Regions from separate parts of the Homo sapiens genome. Here region 1 is linked to region 2. A link is a loop called in an ENCODE intact Hi-C map of the cell type or tissue named here. Cell type or tissue: GM12878. All regions are shown on one strand. Links, peaks and the distances in the headings refer to the core of each region. The heading gives the core; the rest is flanking DNA. Region 1 overlaps CLCNKA (chloride voltage-gated channel Ka). Region 2 has its middle 4.3 kb from the start of UQCRHL.

What was found. A loop is a pair of places that touch in the nucleus more often than their neighbours do. Peaks named below come from ENCODE experiments on the same cell type or tissue, not always from the same donor. Only the 100,000 strongest peaks of a DNase experiment are listed, where the experiment ranks them.
Region 1: it touches region 2 in a loop (8-fold over the local background); 9 of 110 quality-filtered maps call a loop at or near these places.

Annotation. Positions count from the first base shown.
Region 1 is chr1:16,031,802-16,034,705 of GRCh38, forward strand. CLCNKA (chloride voltage-gated channel Ka) reads left to right here. Exons shown (of 20, transcript NM_004070.4): 16 at 1-42; 17 at 402-490; 18 at 642-725; 19 at 1,369-1,455; 20 at 1,810-2,249. The coding sequence ends at 1,857. It also overlaps the pseudogene FAM131C2P. Among named protein-coding and RNA genes, the nearest start is that of CLCNKB, 11 kb to the right of the region's middle. RefSeq lists enhancers at 364-1,171, 1,172-1,978, 1,278-1,347. In GM12878, for the core only: a CTCF peak has its summit at 1,218; a DNase peak (open chromatin) is centred at 1,229.
Region 2 is chr1:15,801,902-15,804,805 of GRCh38, forward strand. No RefSeq gene overlaps it. Among named protein-coding and RNA genes, the nearest start is that of UQCRHL, 4.3 kb to the right of the region's middle. RefSeq lists an enhancer at 1,793-2,294. In GM12878, for the core only: a CTCF peak has its summit at 1,637 (motif pointing right); no DNase peak of the experiment used is centred there.

The sequences.
Region 1 (2,904 bases), core at 137-2,636, 230 kb after region 2:
CCTCCACAGACGTGACCGAGTATCCCCTGGTGGAGAGCACAGGTGCCCAGCTGGAAGGGAGGAGGAAGTCGGGGGTAGGGGATGCCCTCTGCCTCCTTCTTGAACCTGTCAGGCAGACAGGATCTGCATCCAGGCTCTGTGACTTAGCAACCAACCGTGTGACCTTGAGCAAGTCACTTCACCTGAGCCTCAGTTTCCTCATCAGCAAAATGGAAATCATGGCTACCCTCCCTTGGGGTGGTTGACATGTCTAAAGAGAGTCGGCTGGGTGCTTGTAAGGCAGTCCCTGGGCAGCTGCTGGGGTAGGAGCATGGGGACACCACCAAGGTCTTCCGGAAGCTTGGCCCTCAGGCCTGTTTCTTCATAATGCACCTCCCTCCCTCTCCCTCTCTACTTGCCAGAGTCCCAGATCCTGGTAGGCATCGTGCAGAGGGCCCAGCTGGTGCAGGCCCTCCAGGCTGAGCCTCCTTCCAGGGCTCCAGGACACCAGGTGGTTACTCCTGAGGGGCGTGGGGATGGGGCGGGGGTGGGTCAGCAGGGATGGGAGGGGAGGGACCCGCTGATCTCCTGAGGGAGAGGTGGTCTGAGAGAGGCATCCTGGGGAGGCCGGCCCTGCACCCATAACTCTTCCCCACTCCCAGCAGTGTCTCCAGGACATCTTGGCCAGGGGCTGCCCCACGGAACCAGTGACCCTGACGCTATTCTCAGAGACCACCTTGCACCAGGTAACAAGTATTGGGGAGTGTGACACACGCAGCCCCCGGGGCAGGGCAAGAGCTGATGAGGAGCTCAGGCTCCAGCCTCCCGTCCCAACCCCGCCCCGCCCATCTTATCCTGCTTCCTGCTCCTCCTGGGCCTGGACAGGGCAGCTCCTGCCGTCGCCCCTCACTGCCAGGGTTGCGGGGATGATGCAGAGAGATGAGGGAATTGGGGGGCTTGGCAAATGGAAGTCTCTGGGTGGAGAAAGACAGTGGAGTTGCACCAAGGCACACGTGCGTTTCAATTTCAGGTCCACCCCATTTTGCCTGTGTGATCTTGGACAAATTATGTAGCCAGTTGAGACAGAGCCTGACACAAGGATGGGGCAAGGGCGGAGGCTGACAGGGGACCTGGAGATGGCCCCGCCCCCTCTGTGCTGCTGGAGGGTGCTGGATGTTGGGTCCTGTCCACTTGCAGCCCCGCCCAGACCCTTGAGTGGCCTCTGGCATCCCCCAGTGGCCCACACTGGACATTGCAGGCCTGGGTCTGTTGCCTCCCACACATATCAGGCCCCGCCCCTCTTCCTGGCTCAGAGGCGTGGCAGAGTGGGCCAGAGGGTGGGCTGGGCGCCATCTACCCTCCAGTGTTTCCTAACAATCCCCCATCCAGGCACAAAACCTCTTTAAGCTGTTGAACCTTCAGTCCCTCTTCGTGACATCGCGGGGCAGAGCTGTGGGCTGCGTGTCCTGGGTGGAGGTACCAGGGTCCCGGGGGCAGAGCAAAGCAGGGGACCCATGCCTGAGAAGGCTGGGGAGATGGGGAGGTGGGGGGACACCAGCATGCTCCCATCCAAACCTGGGGGGATTCAGAGGATACTTATGAGTCCCTCTTTCTGGCCCAGATTGGCCACTGGGCCTGGCTCCCCTACCTTGTTTTCTGGCCAGTGGCCAGCCTGCCCTTCTCGGCCTCAGTGATCCCATCTGTGCAATGGGGTGGCACAGGCTCTACTATTCAGCCTGGAAATGAACCTTAGGGGACTAAAAATGCTGGAGCCCCCCTCACAACCTCCTCTACATCCCCCCCCACCTCCACCCCCTTTCTCTGTTCTAGATGAAGAAAGCAATTTCCAACCTGACAAATCCGCCAGCTCCAAAGTGAGCCGGCCCAGCAAGATGAAACAGGGCACCCCAGCTGACCTGGTACTGAGGTTGGGCTGAGACCCTGCTTCTCTTCCCCCATCACCACCTGCCCCTCCCTCCAGCCCAGCTCCATTCTTTGGCATAACAGGCAACTCTAACCTAGCCCAGAAGAGGATGGCTCATCCTGGGTGGGACGATGGCTCCTGCCTTGAAAGACAAAAATCCCACCTTGGGCAGAGCTGAGTGTGAGAAGATGGAAAACCAGTATCTGCCAGGTGCTCAGTGACTGGCCATCACATTAATGAATGACGAGATTGGAGTACACTGTCACCAAGGGCAGGCAAAGATGCCCTCTGGGGTTGTCTGGTTCCCAGTGAGAGGCTCCTGAGAAAAATAAAGCTGGTTCCCAGAGCTGCTGTCCATCCCTCATCTCAGCTGCAAGGTTGCTGGTCTGGGACTGGAGCTCCTTACCTGCGCTGGCCCAGAGTGAGTTTCCCGTGGTCACGTGGGCACTGCAGGCTCGGGCCCCTGGGCTCCTCCTCATGCTCCATTTCTTGGCAGGGAGATGATAGGGAGAGAGGTTCTCCCACCAGGTCTATGATGCTTGTCCTCATGAATAAGTGGGATACTGTGTCACTCAAACCCTAGTCTCCTGCTTGGCTGGGCCACAGCTCATAAAGCCAGGACCGAAGTGTGGCTCCTTCTGGAGTCCACAGAGCCCTGGGCATCCTCCATGAGCCTTCTATGCCTGGGTGGCCCAGGTTGACCGGCTGTGTATGTGTTGGGGTTAAGGATCCCCCCTGACTCCCTCCGGACTCTGTCCAGGGGCCCAAGGTCACATCTTCCCCAGCAGAGACCAGGCCAAGGTCATCCAGGGTGAATCCACCACTTTAATGTCCTCAAAGAAACTTGAGTGAGATGGGAGGGAGCTGCAAGGAGGGGGAGTGGGCTCCCAGGGGTGAGGAGCAGGGGACACGGAGGAAGCAGGTTCAGAGAGGGAGGGACAGACAGACAGACACTCCAGAGAGACAGATGTCCTGGGTGAAGAGAGCCGGGGAGCAGGTGC
Region 2 (2,904 bases), core at 102-2,601:
TCAGCCTCTTGAGTAGGCTGGACCATAGGCGCACACCATCTTGCCTGGATAACTTTTGATTTTTCTTTTTTTTTCTGTAGAGATAGGGACTCACTGTGTTGCTCAGGCTGGTCTTGCACTCCTGGGCTCAAGTGATTCTCCCGCCTCAGCCTCCCAAAGTGCTGGGATTACAGGTGTGAGCCACTGTGCCCAACTCTGATTTTTTTACAGTAAGCACATGATAAGGGAGGAGACCACCCCTCATATTGTCTTATGCCCAATTTCTGAATCCAAAGAAAGAAGTAGTAAAAACTAAAAGGCAGAAATGGAATCCACAGGCAGATAGCCCAGCACTGCACCCTGGGCCTGGAGTTAAAAATCAACCCCGACCTAACTCTTCTGTTATCTATAGATTTCAGACATTGTATGGAAAAGCGTCGTGAAAATCCCTGTCCTCTTCCTTTCCGTTCTGATTACCAGTGCATGCAGCCCCCAGTCACGTACCCTCTGCTTACTCAATCGATCACGACCCTCTCACGCGGACCGCCTTAGAGTTGTAAGCCCTTAAAAGGGACAGGAATTGCTCACTCGGGGAGCTCGGCTTTTGGAGACGTGAATCCACCGATGCTCCCAGCTGAATAAAGCCCTTTCCTTCTACAACTCGGTTTCTGAGGGGTTCTTGTCTGAGGCTCATCCTGCTACAATGATACTTTTCTAATATGAACCCATATATGTTTTTAAAATTCATTTTTCTAAAAAGTTAGGATAAATCCATGAGATAGAAAAATAATGGACCAAAACTTAGAGAAAAGATAACTACTGGCTGGGACCCAGGACTGTGGCCAGCCCTGGGCTGATTTGTGGTTTGAGCAAACCACTGCCCTTCCCAGAGCCTCGCCTGTGAGACGGGGGTTGGCAGAAGTGAGCAGGGCAGCAGCTAGGGATTGAGCTGAACTGATGGCATCTCAGGCTCTTCCCAGCCTTAACAGCTCAAGATTTTGGGGCAATCTGGATTCCCACACCTGGTGAGAGAAGCAAATTAAGGAGATGACCTGGTCTTTGGAGTTCTCTTCCCTAAGAGGATAAACACCACAATATTGACAGTCCAGGCAACAAGGCCAAATTCAACCCAGAACAATGTTTTAGGTCACACCATCTCTCATCAATCCCTAATTGAACTGAAGGTATTTAACACCTTATCTGTCTTTTTTTTTTTTTGAGACGGAGTCTTGCTCTTGTTGCCTAGGTTGGAGTGCATTGGCACGATCTCGGCTCACTGCAACCTCTGCCTCCTGGGTTCCAGCAATTTTCCTGCCTCAGCCTCCCAAGTAGCTGGGATTACACGCTTCCACCACTGCGCCCGGCTAATTTTTTCTTTTTTTCTTTTTTTTTAGTAGAGATGGGGTTTCTCCATGTTGGCCAGGCTGGTCTTGAACTCCTGACCTTGTGATCCTCCCGCCTTGGCCTCCCAAAGTGCTAGGATTACAGGCATGAGCCACCGTGCCCAGCCTTATCTGCCATTTTTTATCTTCCATTCTAAACCAGTCCTTCTCAAACTGAAATGTGCATACAAATCACCTGTGAATCTTGTTAATATGGAAATAATCAATAGGTCTGAGGTGGGACCTGAAATTCTACAATTCTAACAACCTCCCAGCAGATGTCAGTGTTGCTGGTCCCCAGACCACTATTTAAATATCAAGGCTCAGCTGGGCACCGTGGCTCACGCCTGTAATCCCAACATTTTGGGTGACCAAGGCGGGAGGATTATTTGAGCCCAGGAGTTCCAGACCAGCCTAGGCAACATCAGTGAGACTCTGTCTCTACAAAAAACAAAAATTAGCCAGGTACAGTGGCATGTACCTGTGGTCTCAGCTACTCAGTAGGTGGGAGGATCCCCTGAGCCTAAGAGTTCGAGGCTGCAGTGAGCTGTGATCGCATCACTGCTCTCCAGTCTGGGCTACAGGGTAAGACCCTGCCTCGAAAGAAAAAAAAGTGACAAAGCAGCATCCCTTTGTCACAGAGAAAACCTGGAAACTCCATTGTACTTCACGGAATTGCTAAAAGACGACACCAGACCATATAGGCTGCCTTCCTATTAACTTTTCCTTTTTTTTTTGAGATGAAGTCTCACTCTGTCACCCAGGCTGGAGTGCAGTGGCTCGATCTCGGCTCACTGCAACCTCACCGCCTCCTGGGTCTAATCAATTCTCCTGCCTCAGCCTCCCGAGTAGCTGGGACCACAGGCAAGCGCCACTACGCCTGGCTAATTTTTGTACTTTTAGTAGAGATGGGGTATTGGCCAGGCTGATCTTGAACTCCTGACCTCAGGTGACCCACCCGCCTCGGCCTCCCATTGTGTTGGGATAACAGGCGTGAGCCACTGAGCCTGGGCCCTATTAACTTGTCTGTCACCTGTCATCTCCCTCTTGTCTTTCATTACTACTTGCTTGTTGTCTATCGTGTGTCCCCTCTACTGCAATGAAAATCCTTTGAAGGCAAGGGCACTGCTGGGTCCCTAGCTGCTGAGCACATATTTAAGGGCTAACTAAATATTTGTTGGATGAATGAACCTCAACATTTTGAGGTAGTAAGTAAAAAAGCAAGTGACAGAATGGTATGCAGGCTTTTTTTTTTTTAGAAGTCTTGCTCTGTCACCCAGGCTGGAGTGCAGTGGTGTGATCTCGGCTCACTGCAACTTCTACCTCCCAGGTTCAAGTGATTCTCCTGCCTCAGCCTCCAGAGTAGCCAGGATTACAGGCGTGTGCCACCACACCTGGCTAATTTTTGTATTTTTAGTAGAGATGGAGTTTTGCCATGTTGGCCAGGCTGGTCTCAAACTCCCAACCTCAAATGATCTGCCCACCTTGGCCTCCCAAATTGCTGGGATTTCAGGCATGAGTCACCGCACCCAGCCCCATTTGT